2 separate regions of the Homo sapiens genome follow, and region 1 is linked to region 2. The links are chromatin contacts, found by Hi-C or POLR2A ChIA-PET in ENCODE. All regions are on one chromosome and are shown on one strand. Each heading gives the region's core, a stretch centred on a gene start or an enhancer-like site at or near the end of the contact. The rest is flanking DNA. Distances are from core to core; before and after follow the strand shown.

Region 1 (6,601 bases), core at 415-2,914, 34 kb after region 2:
ACTGAAATCTGTTGTTCCCCCAGCTCAGCTGAGGGACTAAGTCCCTGAGAACAGAGATAAGCAGTCTTTTCAGGGTTTTGCCATTTTGATACTGAGGAGATTTAGGAGAGGCCTTTCCAGCATTTGGGGATATCTGTTAAGTATCAGAAATCACAGAACTTGGTCCTGTGGGAGACTTTGGTCACAGAAGGTCAAACTGAGAAGTTCCAGCACCCTGGTCATCTCTGATGAAATCTGAGGAAATCCACGGATTTGTCCACACGCACCCTGCCTCCCTTGAAGCCCTGCAATGGGCAGTAGGAGGGCCTGTGGGAAACACTGCCATTGCAGGTAAGAGGCTGCAACAGAGGGCCCCACCAGCTCGCCTCAGAATTACTCCTTGGATTATAAGAAAGCCTCGGGCACGCCCACAAAGTTCAAAAAAAGTGCCACCTGGGACTTCCTAGTCAGTTCAGAGCTCTTTTCAAACTAAATGACCACTCTGAACTGCTGCATTTTGAATCCACCAGCTGCAGAATCAACCAGCACTGACTTCAGAAGAGACTGAAAGGGGACGGGGTGCATCCCCTTTGCCACCGTTCCCCTGCAAGACAATTGTTCCTATTTAGCTCAGGCCTGTCAGTTAGAATTCACACCTCTATCCTCCCCACTGAGCCCCTGGACTGGGGTGAGAGCTCTGTGTTCAGAGAATCATTTTCATGGGCAGGAGCGTGAAAAGCAGGATGGTGGGTGGTGACTTTTGTTTGAAATGAATTGTGTCTGGGAGTCTTTTGAAGAGCAAAAAATAGACCTATTTATTGACCTAAAGCCATCCATGAAATGGGATATGATCTCTGGCACAAAGAATAGAATAGAAACTCCCCAATATTGTAGCTATCTAGAGATGAAAAAATTGTCTGGAGCTAAGACTTTATTTCTTCATCCGCATTCCTGATGCTGGGCTTCCTGCAGAATGCTGAACAGTATTATCTGTTTCTGGGCCTCAAATAAAGATAGAGAAAGAAAACGAGAGAGGGTGGGGTGGGGAGATCTAGCTAGCTACATTGATCTACAGATATACTTTAATAGTCCTCTTTACTTACAGACACTCTGAGACATGGTCAGACAGTTCACCTCACCTTGTTAATAGTAATTGGCATAAATGCTTCTTGAACTTTTGGCTAAGAGCAAGTGTAATGCCTGCTCTTACCAGTTTAATAATAATTGGCATCATTTTCTGAGCACTTATATAGGTGCCACATACTGTGACAACATTTATGCATATTATCTCATTAAATTCTTAAAACACTACATTTTAAAAAACCGATTAACTATAGCCACATTAAAAAAAAAAAAAAAGGAAAAGAAAACTGAGGCTCAAAACATTACTAAGCTTGCTTAAGGCCACATACCCAGGAAACTATATTAAAATTTGAACCCTGCTCGGCCTGAGCCCAATGCCTGAGTTCTTAACCACAGTGTCATTTAATTAAAGAAAAGTACACTCTAGAGAGTAACCATTCAACAGGCACTCGGGGTGGCCTTGGAAAGGAAAAGAAACACAATGAGACACTGAATGCACTTTAATATTTGAGAGAATTGGTTTCTCTTAAATGTGTCAGCCTATCATCCATGTTGTTCACAGCTTGAATCATAGGGTGGTTGTAGGTTGAGGGGAGCAGTCACCATTGACTCATCTCTGTCCTTCATCCTTTGTAGCTAGTCACCTACTAAATCCAGTGGATTCACCTTTGAAATGACTCATAACCACTCTTTCTTACTATATTTTTTCCTCCACTTTGAGCTCAGCCTTCATCTCTTCCTATTCAGATAACATCAACATTCTCCCCACTGGCTGGTCTGACTCAGCTCTCTCCTCATCCTGTCGGACTGCCCACTGCCAAACATGGTATCCTAAAATAGTGCGTCCAACATTTCACTATCCTGCTCAAACATCTGTGATTGCTCTCTAGTCTTTGTTGGCCTAAGTTCTGTTTTCTGCTTTATAGTCTGTCTTTCTCTCCCAGAACAAATGTCCATCCCCAGTCTGTACCCTTTTTCATCATCTGCCTTCCTTTTGCACCTGGCCACCCTTATCTGTATTATCCTCCCTCCCTCACATTGTTACCTAAATCATATCCAAATGTCAAGGTCAAGTCTCACTACACCCATGAAGGTTGTACTTTAAACCAAACCACTCAGTCCTTAACTTTTCTATAGATAAGAGGGGTATTCCAGTTTGGATTACTGACAAGAGGAAAGGCCCAGACAAGTATCTGAATGTAGAGATGTTATTTGGAAGTTACAGGAAGATATGATAGGGTGGTGGGGAAGAGGGACAAGATGGGAAAGGCAGCCAATAAAAGGTGCATTTTCAAGCCAGTTACCGCTGTGGACAACTGGAACTTAGTCCTGTGGGGAACAGGGGAGCCAGTATAGGATACACACTTCAATTATCTCATTCAAGGGGTGATGGGGTTGGAGTATGGATACACTGACTAATCATCAGTCATTGCTAGAGGGCTGCTCCCAGGGGGCATTCACTCCTCAGCACTTCTGTCCTACTAGCAAAACAAGCTCCAGTGGCAAAAGAAAGCCCCAGTCAAAAGAAATACTGGTGTTGGAAGTTGGCAATCAGATGGAGCAGACTGAGATGGTAGGAGCAATGGGATATATGAGTGGGACCTGGCAGCATCTGCTACAATAACCAGATAGTTTATTACCCAAACCCAGGCACTTTTGAGAGTGAAAAGAAATACTATTAATAATTATTGTGACAAAAAAATCAAGATGGTCCTAGGCAAATTAGTATGTATGGTATTGCATTTATAACAGTGAGTTTTATATCCGATTCTCCCCATCTCCACTCAGATGATATGATCCTTTAGGGTATGTTCAGTGTGGTCCAGCTACATGTGCCTTATTGAAGCCAGTACAGTGCTTAAGACAGCAGATGTTCAGAAAATACTGGATGGCTGGACATTGGATGAAGTAGCCACCAAAAATTCAAATTATGTTACTATTCAAAAAGCACAGCCTTTAAAGTCAGACAGTCCTGAGTTGAAACCCAAACCCCACTGACTTATTGTTAAACTGAGATGTAGATATGGCACATCTCTGAACTGTGTTTCCTTATCTTTAAAGTGGAGATGAAAATAATATATTCCTGTAGAGTTATCAAAGATCAGAGATGAGCTATAAGATAGTAGCTCTTAATATCCAGTAAATCAAACTATAGTAAATTAAAATATAGTCATTATTATTGCAAAAGCTATTTTTTAAAAAATGATACTATTGATGTCATCTTGCTCATTATTACCTCAGTCACATGCTGTAACTGGTACTTTGTCTCATCCCAGCATTTTGTTTTCTTCTCTGTGACTGTAGATGTTTTCACATAGCAGCAGGATTGAGCTTTCATAAATTGCACTTCCATTTGTGGAGACAAGGACCCTGGAATTGACTGGGCCATTCTCTAAGTCAGAGATGAAGAAGAATTTGGAAAAGGGAAAATATTTCCTGCAAAGAATTTGAGAGAATAAGACATGGCATGAGCGATTACCTGGACTGCCCAAAATCAGAATCTCCAGATTAAGCGTCACTGTTTCTCACCGTCTAAGAGGCTATGAATTAAGAGAAAAGCCACAGTAGAAAGATACCTGACTTTTCAAAAGGAGAATTCTGACACCTCGAAAGTAAACAAGTATTACTTAAGCTGCTGAGATGTCTTCCTAGCTTATCTCCATCACCATTACTTTTGATGTCCACTCAAAATTTTCTTTGTATTCACAGGATCACAGGAAAATAGAACAGATCTTACAGGTCCAATTACTAGTTCATATTGCAATGAAGCCTAAAAACACCATATTAACCCTGTATTGAGAGATAAGCAAGGGACAAATATGAGATGAAAATGGAGATGCATATCCTCTCACCCTCCCTTCTTACAACCTGCGTAGCCTGCTATCATACCCACTATGTCAGGGACCTTTATGATTTCTTTTAATGCATTTATTTTATCAATATAATACATACATGTCATAAAAAGTTAAGAGATAATGGTACTAAAAATTTATAATAAAATACAGCAATAATCTCTACCACTCCTTCCTATCCAGAAGCCTCATTCCCCAACCAGCAATTTCAGTGATTTTAGTCCTTTAGATATTTATTCTGAAATTTACTTCCGCATTTCTAAATAATATATGTGGAAGAAATGGCTAGTTCCACCATATCCATCGTTTCATTCTTCCATGGAAATATATACCACAATTTCAAGCTGAGCTCATGACTTCCAGAAATGCATTTTCAAGCTCCTCTTTTAATTGCATACAGTTATGCAATTCAATCCTGGACAAAGGAATGTAAATAAAGGCATTCCATATAACTTTCAAGAACCTTTCTTAAATGACACCGGAAAAACATCCTTTGACTGCTTCCTTCTTCATTCTTTCTTCATTCTTGGTGGCTGAAATACAGACATGATAGCTGGAGCCTGAGCAGCTACATTCAGCCATGCGGTTAACTTGGGAAAGGAAGCCCCTCACTCTGGAACAACAGTATAGAGGGAGATTGGGTCACTGAGGATTTGATGAACAAAGCTATCACTCCAATCCTGGACTGCCTAGTTCTATGTTGACTGAGACAGAAATAAACTTTTTCCTTAAGTCACTGTTACTTTGTGGTTTTGTTTTTCATAGCTAACCAAAGCATATATTTTATTGCTTTTTCTTGATTTATCAGTTTTAGAAATTTTCTACTAGTGGCCTAAAATAGTAGATAAATATTTAGCTTTCTAATAACAGCCACCCACCTCCCACTTACATATCCTTCATCTCAGTATACTTCCATTACATTAATGCTATGTAATTTATATTCACTGCTAAACCAAGTAGTTTGGCAGTGCATATAAGTAGTAAACTATGAATGGCTTCTTTCTTATGCAACTTCTCATTTTACCCAGAGTTAAAAATAGCCTTTTTTCTTCATTTACTTAGTTTTCTCTATCGTTACGGCTAATTCTTTCTACACTGTCCAATAGCCTCTCATTCACTTTTCTGCACAGGGCAATGTATCGGATCATCTGTTGGTTCTACTTTTTATTTTCTGAATTCTCCCTGCTGGAGACTTTGTCCTCCTGCTGTCTGGACCTGCTGCACAGCTCTCATCCCAGGTGTTTCCTTCACCCTCATCTGGGGGCTTTCGTCTGCCTCAGTCATGTATAGGATTCTTGGTTTCCTTAACATCAAGCATTCTACTTTCTTGGTGTCTCATTTATTGTGGAAAACTGCTTCCAGTAGTTTCATAACAAAGGGTGGGTACGTAAAAGGTAAATTACATTGAATGTCTCCTTGGTGGAGTATAGACACAGGGATGGCCCCAGAGTTTCTGCAGGCTTCGCCACATCAGAAGACCTGGACGAAGCAATGAAAGTAGAATATCGCCTCCCTTCTCACCTTCAGGTACAACTGTATTGCTGCAGAAGACTATAATCAAGACAGAGAAACTCATTCTCCACAATGGGCCTTTTCAGAAGGAGAGACAAGGCATTCCTAATGCAACTGGATGAGAGACGCCCAAGAACTCCAGATGTTTCTCTTACAAATGTTTTTCTTACAAATTGAAAATGTTACTTTTCAAAACTCTGACTTTAACTCTGTTAACTTACTCTCCAGGGGCAAAACATGTTATGTGGCGTTGTTTTCTCTTGTTGCCTGGAGTGATAGAATCTGAAAGCCACTACCCAGAGCTTATGAGCTGTATAATTAACCACATAATATTTTCACCTTAAAAATCCTCCAGCAATGTTCAATGAAATCAGTAGATTAAACAGCCCAACAAGAATAGGGCATTCCTCTTAGCCTAGAAAACATGCTGGCAGTTTTGCCTCTTAGAAGCCAGGAGCACTGATCTTCCCCTCCTTATGCTTCTCAACAACCCTTCACTTCAGACTGCCAGGCAGACTACAGTACTAGGGAAAATCCAGCCCAGGTTTTGTGCCATTTCTTGTGCAAGATTGGATGGGAAGCTTGTAAAATCTATTTTGCTCCAGGTGGAAAACCAGCCATGATGAATTAATCCAATATACTTTCTTGTTTTTTAATTTAAAAATTGTATCTTGTGGTGTATTACCTGAAGGCTCTGCAGCAGATGAACACACAAGACTCAAGAAAGCAGAGGGAGAAGCTACTTCCCACTACTTGGCTCTCTCTGACCCAGAAAATCAGGCTAGCGATATTATGGTAGTGTAGTCTAAGCAACATCAGCAAATCGACTGAGAAATCACTCCCTAATAGATTATAATCATAATAAATATGCTATAAGCAGCGTTCCATCCCAAAAAATTGCACAGGAGATATGGGAAAGTTTTTATGCCATTTTGGAAGCTCTGGTGTAATTTCCCTGCTTTTGAAGGAAGAAACAGCAAATGGTTCTTCTCTTTGGCTATTATCTTCTCATTCTATTTCTCCTGCATATCCTTTAAAGCAGGGGGGTGCCTACGTGCTAAGCTAATGTTCTCCTGAATGCACACATTCCCTCAGAAATTGAAGCAATGTATTTTGAAAATATAGCATCATGAATGTGAAATAAATGTGGAAAAGATGGGCTTCACCCAAGTTAT
Region 2 (7,443 bases), core at 1,407-3,906:
CACATGACAAGAACTTCATAAGTAAAATTTTTATAGATATTCCCATTTCATAGATGAAACAGAGGCAGGGAGATTAAGTAACCTTCCCGAGGTCACACACGTAGTCCACAGCACAGGCAGGATTCAACCAGACTCCAAAATCTAGCTCTTTAGCCCCAAACTCTGCCACCTCTTCCATCTGCTCCCTAAAGCAAGGAGGCTCTGTGTACTGCACATGTTGATGTTTAGTACAAATCTTCCCAAACAAAACATTCCTCAAAATAATTTCTTTATTCTTCTGAACGCTTAGCCTTGAGTGATGCTCACTCTCATCTTTAAACATAATTTCCATTTAATAAATGTCCTCTTGTTATTGACAGAAATTTCATTAACTTCATCGTCCCTTGGGCCTGGCAGAAATGATTATCACATTCAGGAAATTGAAGAGAAATGGGTTATTACTTTGGAGGCAAATAGAGCAAAGAAAAAAATAAGGAAACAGGAAAGGCAGAGAGAGATAAGTGCAAAAAGAGGCAGGAGAGGGAAATGAGGAATTGAAGAGTTGTGGTCCATGCAGGTTTCTCAGTTTCTTCTCTTCCTCCCTATTGGCAGGCAATTACTGGAAGGCTCAGGAATGATTGCTAAGCAGACGATATGGAGATCCCTCAGGGAACTGCAGATTTCTCCCATGGCCAGCCCATCAAGGAGCAATGAGAGAATAGCAGCAGCAGCAGCAATAGCAGCAGCTGGGAATGGAGGTGAGATGAAGGAATGTGCCCTGAATATTTTGACCTGAGGCTCCTGGAAACTTCCTTCTGCTCTGCTTATTCCTGGGGAGCCAAATAGAAAGGGCAAATGAAATGCATCCTTCAAACAAGCCTGGGAAGAAAGCTGAGTGGCAGAAGTTCAAAGGCCTGAGTCATCATTTTCAGGCCTGTGGACAGGTGGATTCCTCTGAAGCAGAGCATTCCTCCTTAATCACTTGGTGACTTTCTGTTAAACTATTTGCTGACACAGGTCTCTCTAGCTGGAAAAGACTGTTTCCTGCATTCAGACCACAGGAGCCAGCCTCATTTCTGCCCTGTCATTTGAAACAATTCCTATTATTTCTGTCCTGACTTTGCCTAACTGCCCCTCCCTTGGCACTCGTAATACTTTAATGCTACAGGTGGCTAATGCAGTCACTTGGCTCAGCAGCAACAACTCAATATTTGAAGAAGTAAATTATAACAGCTCCCTAACTGGCCTCCTCATATTCCCTCACCTCCCTTCACATCTGTTATTAGCCCAGCAGCCAGAGTTGTCTTTTTAAAAACATAAATAAAATTATGTCACTCCCTATCCTTGCAAAAAACCGTTTTAAGAGACAGTTCAAAATAAGTTATGCATCCTTGTCCAAGCACAGGCCCTTGCCTACCTTCCAACTCTCATTATGGACTATCTCAGTCTCTATCTTGTTGTCACATTGGTCTGTTTCTCTAAGGCACCATGCTGTCCCCCACCCAAGGGCCTTTGCTCATGCTATATCATTAGCTTAGTACTTGCTCCCTTTACTGGTTAGCTTTTACTTGGCCTTTAGGTCTCTGAGCTAGATAGTCTCCATTTCACCTAGATCCACCCTCTACCTTCACCTCCCTATTCTCTATCTCAGAGGGATAATCTCTATGATCTACATCAATGGTCGTCTTTGCCCTCTAGCTCTGTAAGGATATTGAATGGAGAAAACAGAGTGAAACCAGAGCATTTATTTTCCTGGATCACTCTTCGTGAAAATCAACTCTGCAACTGTCAAGGATGCTTTATTGGTCAACAATTGCTGTGAAACAATCACAAAGTCTCCATGGCATATAGCAATAAGTATCCATTTCTTAGATGTCTTCGGGTCATTTGGAAGGTGGGGGGTGGTGCTGATCTAGGCTGTCTTACATGGGCATCAAGAGAGTAACCCAATAACACAAGTACTTCCGGTAGTTTAATTGTCTGTCTCTCTTACTAAACTGTTAACTCCATGTTTGTTTTGCTCATCTTTACTTTCCTATTGAGACAGCCAGGAGGGAGGGGATCCCCAGAGAAACTCCAGCCAGCCTGCACACTGGGAGAGAGCCTTAGGAAGTTCATGCCGTTTGCAGCAGGGAGGAGCGTGGCCCCTCCTCTTCCTGTGTGGAAACTGGGATTCAAATGACCAGGCGGGCAGTGTTCTAGCAGGGACTCTAGCCTTGTGAGAGTCCCTGTTTCCTCCTTTTCTTCCTTTTCACCCAATAAAACCCTGCTTTACCCACCCTTCAAACCATCTATGAGCCTAAATTTTTATGGCCATGGGACGGACAAGGACCCCATCTTTAGCCAAACTAAAGTCCTGCAACATTTGTGGCACCCAATATGGGGCCTGAGAAGTGGTGAGTGAAATGGGGACTCAAAACCTCTCACTGTTGCTCCTAAGCATTTTCATCCTTGGACTTCTGAGGGTGGAGGAAACATGTCCCTACCCCCTCATCACTCTTGTGCCTTTTCATGGACTTTTCCTTCATTTTTCAGGATGGATCAGAGAGCAACATCTACCCTCCACCCTCCCCTCCCTGACGGGGCTGGGACACATAGCCCAAGGTGCCACCAGCTACTGGCTGACATTTTCTACCACACATCCACAGAGTCTCCTCCTCCCCACACCAGGGGGAGGCCAGCTCTGACTCACAGCCATTAAACTTGTGTCTATGGTGGAGAAACCACTTGCGTAAGAGTAAGAGGTTCTTCCCCAGGCATTTTTAAACTGTTTCTTTTCTTTCCCCTTCTCTACCCTATCAGCAAGTTAACTTTTAAAGTTTTTTTTTTTCTTTTAGAAACATTTTTTACTAGGGCAGGCTCCAGAATTATCACTTTTTGTGTTTTCTGCAAAGTTTTGGTTGTGAAATGGAGTCTCCACCTTGTTTTACATCCTGAGGGCATGGCTTTGTTTAGTAATCCTGCCTTAGGGAATAAGTTTCTTTCTGGTTTGGCATCTGCATGTTCTTCTAGCCCTGTCTCTTCTAGCCCCACCCAGTGACTGGGTTTTCTTCTGCCTGTGTGTGTACTATGTGTGATGTCTGTAAAAAGAGCTCTAGTTAATTTGGCCTAAAGAAAGATAAGCGCTTGGATCAAACATTTTTTAAGGGAAGTTAAAAGCTGTGGTACCTTTCAGTTCACATGAGTTTCATCTTTGAGAAATGAAAGCAGACTTAAATATTATTGGTAAAATGCAGGTGTCATTAAGATGTAAATAGGTGGGCTAAATAATGAAGGTCAGATGCAAGATTTGCTAAGTGTTTTAAAATTATAAACTGCTTTTTGAGTTTTAAGAACTATTTGACTTGCTGGCTTCACAACTGGTAAGGCCTGAGGAGGACATAAGGAACTAACCACACCCTTAATTATGCTGGGAGTCAAACTTTGCCTGCACCTAGATATAATTATAGCAACTTACCAGGTTTCCCCTTAAAAGTTAAGAATTGCTAGGAGTTACCATTATAACATGTAATTGAGACTACCTGAAATAGATTTACATGGAAGATGTGGAAGAACAGTAAAATGTTTTTTCTTTTTTGTAAAAGTTTATAAGAAGGTATGGAAATGTTAACTTTGGCCTAGGGTTAAAGGATTGTTTTAAATTAGGAAAAAGCTGAAGGTTCAAAGAAGTGGTAGAAGAATTCTAGAAATTAATCTTGCAAAAGAGGTTCTCTGTGTGAACATATTGACTAAATTCCTAAAAGGATATTATATGGTTTTTCTGTAAATTTAACATTGAAATAAAAGAATAATAAGGTTTTCCTAAGGGGCTAATCTGTTCTTTGGCAAAATTTCTAAAGGGTTATAAAAGCTTTTTGCTTCTTTAAAATTTCTGAGTCATTTTGGCAAAATAAATAACTTATGGTAACCTGGAATTCTATTTCATAACATCAAGTGTTTTAAACCCCGAACATATATAGCAGCCTCCCAAAATCAAACTTCAGTTTCAAAATTGTCTTCCCTGGCACCTGGCTTTTTGAATATTTCAGAGGGCCCCTGAAGTGTCCAGAAAGAGAAGCAAACATGATTATTTGACGTGTTTAGGTACATGGGATTGCCAAAGTGATGTTCAATCTTCTTTAGGTTATACTTTGGTAAATAATGCTAATATATGTTCCAAAATTGTATGGGATTTCTAAAACTCTAATGTCTAGCATATGCTATCAATCATAATGAAGGTTGTTAAGTTATTGTAAACCACAGAGATAACAAACCTGTCAATTGTGTTTCTAAGTGTAACTACCCTGGACATTTTGTTATTCACAGACCATTGTTGTCTTGTTTTAATCCTTTTTTTTTTTTCAAAGATAGTTTATAATAAGCTATAGAACTTTAACAGGTACTCTGAAATACAAGTTTCTCATAACTTTGGAGATTGTAACATTGGAATAAAGAAAAATGTACAGGACTCATGAAGAGCTAAAATGTTCACAAATATCAAGCAAAACCAGTTAACTAAATGGACTGAACTCAGAAAGCTGAAGCAAACTTTTGACTTTTTCATGGAATATTGCTGAATCTTGTTTTGTTTTTCAGAGTCAAGGGAACTTATTTTGAACTATTTACAGCCTTTAATAATTAAAGAAGGTATACTCCTATGATCAAAATTTAGAGCATGTTTGTTTCTCTCTGCCTGTCGTTCCAGAATTTAGAACCTACCTGTGAGCATTCTTACGGCAATATAGTTGTTTGCATCAGTGCAATAAGAACCCATTTTTCTTTTGCAACAGGATGCAATTGGAGAAACTGGTAATTTTACCAAGGCTTTGACTGGAAGGGTATACTTCCCTTTAAGGAGTCAATCTCAACTTGCAGAGTCAATAAAGTCCAATGGGGAAACTGGCCTCATGTCCTTGTCTATGCAGTCCCCGTACAAGATTCCTGACCTGTGGTCAATTAAAAAAATGTCACTTTCTAGCAGGTCCAGGAGCTCCAAGTTTATCTTAGGAGCTTAAGAGGAGAGGAGCACCCAACTCACAGATATTTGAGGATAAACTCATGGTTGGTCTAGGCTTTAAAAGGTCTTACATGAGATTCCTTGGGGAACAGAGCTCCATTAAAGCCAATCCAAAAGGCCTTTGTAGAAATAATTATTCTTGCTGCACTTTATGCAAATAATCAGGCCAAGTATAAGACTAAAGTGTATTTTGCAAACCACTCAGTCCTATGATGATTTGTTTTATTTAACAAACATGAGTACTGTAGAGAGAGGAATCATGTTTCAAAACTTACACATTTATCATTAAATTCTAAACTCATTAGTTGTTTTTAAGTTTTTACCTACATTTTAGACTAATCCTGCTCATTCCTGTGAACCTACTAGCAATCTCTGGTTGCAGCTCAGAAAGGACAAGAGAAATGGGTAATGTAGAAATATGGATCAATTTTCTAGTTCTGAGCAATTATCCTCCAAATCCTGCCAGGTGATGGAATAAGTAGGGTGCCATCACCCAGAGGTTTCCTTTTTGGGAAAGTAAGATGAAGGGAACTAACCAAAGCCGAGCACTGTGCACCCAAATCCTAGCAAGCATAACGATATCTATCAGCTATCTGGGTGTGTCACAAGACATCCTTTTCTCTCCCTTGTTGGAGGAGGACTCAGTTCCACAGTTTCACCTTAGCATTCGGCTTATGATAAGGAGTCCATGCAACTCCCTGAGACACATTTTTGTCCCAAACTCAATTCCAAGCTTCTGGTCAAAGCCCTAAGAAGAAAAACAGGGATCCAGAGGCAAATGACAACAGAGGTTAAAAGACACGGCATAGGTGAGTGTGGCTGATTCCTGCTGATTAAGACAACCCCAAGCTTCCTGTTTCACAGATAAAGGCCACATTAATATCCACGACATAAATGAGGTCCAGGGAACTCCAAGGCTACTGACAGTAGGCAGGGAGGAGGCACAGGTGAGAGCTGATAATTCCTGTTCTCTAGGCCCTCCCTGCTTCATGGGTGCAAGCTGCTTTGTCATTCATGATGGCACCTGCCAAGGTCGCCAGGACTCGGGGATGCAAGGAAGGAAGACGGAAAGAGGACGCTCTTCCCTCTGACCCTCATGTACCCTGGGTATCTGCCAGGAAGAGAAGGGAACCAGGGATGCCTGCTCCACTCTTTCCAGATGGGTAGCCATTCATCTTCAGCCTGTATCCCTTCTAACTGGGACTTCTGAACTCTTGGGACTCCTTTAAAAAAACACCCTCTTTTTTTCTTTCTTCTCCTTGGTTCTCTCTTCACTGAGAGGTAATTATTGTGTCTCCATACTATGAGACACTTCCCTCAGATATATCCTGCAAACTGGAAAGAGTTAATTTCCCAAACCTTAAACTGATTGGCTTAGGATTGGGCTCAAGGGAAGGAAACCCAGAAGCCCAACATGCCAGCAAAAGGATAAAGTTTTTTACCAGTTGGGCTTTTGGTCTCCCTCTCCCTGTGCAAACTGGTAAAAGGTCTTGGAATTTTTGAGCTGTCCTTACCCCTACCCTTGTTTCATTTTGATACATGTTTTCTAATAACCCGGTTTGTCTGTTCTTGCCTTCAGTTCATCAAACACCAAACGGTCATGCAACTGGAGCCTCTGGCAATGGCCCCTTCTGCTGGGGACCCATAGATAGGCCTCTGAGGAACCTCGGACTGCCATTTCCCCAAAACAGTGCCTCTTGTCAGGAGGAAGCAGTTAAGATCAGTCTTCATCCTTATCCTTAATCTAACGGCAGTTAGCTGTACTTCTTTGGAGGGCAGGGAATGAGACGGCCAGGAGGGAGGGTTTCCCCCAGAGAAAGTCCAGCCAGCCTGCACACTGGGATGGAGCCTGGGAAAGTCTGCACTGTTTGCAATGGAGAGGAGCCTGTTCCCCTCCTCTTCCTGTGTGGAAACTGAGTTTCGAATGGCCGGGCAGAAAGCATTCTAGCAGGGACTCTGGCCTTGTGAGAGTATCTGTTTCCTCCTTTTCTTCCTTTTCACCCAATAAAACTCTGTTTTACCAACCCTTCAAACCACCTGCGAGCCTAAATTTTCATGGCCATGGGATGGACAAGGACCCTATCTTTATCTGAGCTAAGGAAAAGTCCTGCAACAACACTATCAGCTAGGAAAGTCTCTGATACATTGTAAATTCTTGGTAAATATTTATACAATGAATGGATGAAACTGGAAGATTGCATTAGATACAGCTCAGTGCCTCAGTGCAAACAGGGGCAGTAGAGCCATCAGAAGGGCTGGTCTGTTCTTACACATGGAAGAAAAATTTTGAAAGGACATTGATTTCCTCTGAAGGCAGAGGTAACCGTGAAGTGTCACTATATAAAAGCAACATTTTTTTGCTAAACGTGGCCAAGAGATTGTGTACAAAATAGCCTTAACACCATCAAAGTCCAGCTCACAAAGGGATGACCAAGGCTTCAAAGACACCTAGGATGTCTTGTATAGCG

The links. A loop is a pair of places that touch in the nucleus more often than their neighbours do. ChIA-PET counts read pairs that join two places held with the same protein, here RNA polymerase II (POLR2A). Pooled maps may share reads with other maps.
Region 1: a map of mammary epithelial cell shows a loop between it and region 2 (6-fold over the local background). The contact joins two enhancer-like sites. A Hi-C loop is called at or near these places in 6 of 168 maps with a recorded cell type or tissue (MCF 10A, PC-3, PC-9 and 3 more) and 6 of 50 pooled maps. POLR2A ChIA-PET finds 5 or more read pairs at or near these places in 3 of 52 experiments (MCF 10A, activated CD4-positive, alpha-beta T cell and activated T-cell).

The regions. Positions count from the first base shown.
Region 1 is chr3:31,075,552-31,082,152 of GRCh38, forward strand. No RefSeq gene overlaps it. Among named protein-coding and RNA genes, the nearest start is that of MIR466, 83 kb to the right of the region's middle. RefSeq lists a silencer at 1-163. Within about 2 kb of position 1,665, at least 3 of the 41 ENCODE cell types and tissues checked have a DNase peak (open chromatin) inside an H3K27ac peak, as active enhancers do; they include PC-3 and mammary epithelial cell, where a contact is called at or near this core.
Region 2 is chr3:31,040,660-31,048,102 of GRCh38, forward strand. No RefSeq gene overlaps it. Among named protein-coding and RNA genes, the nearest start is that of MIR466, 120 kb to the right of the region's middle. Within about 2 kb of position 2,657, at least 2 of the 41 ENCODE cell types and tissues checked have a DNase peak (open chromatin) inside an H3K27ac peak, as active enhancers do; they include PC-3 and mammary epithelial cell, where a contact is called at or near this core.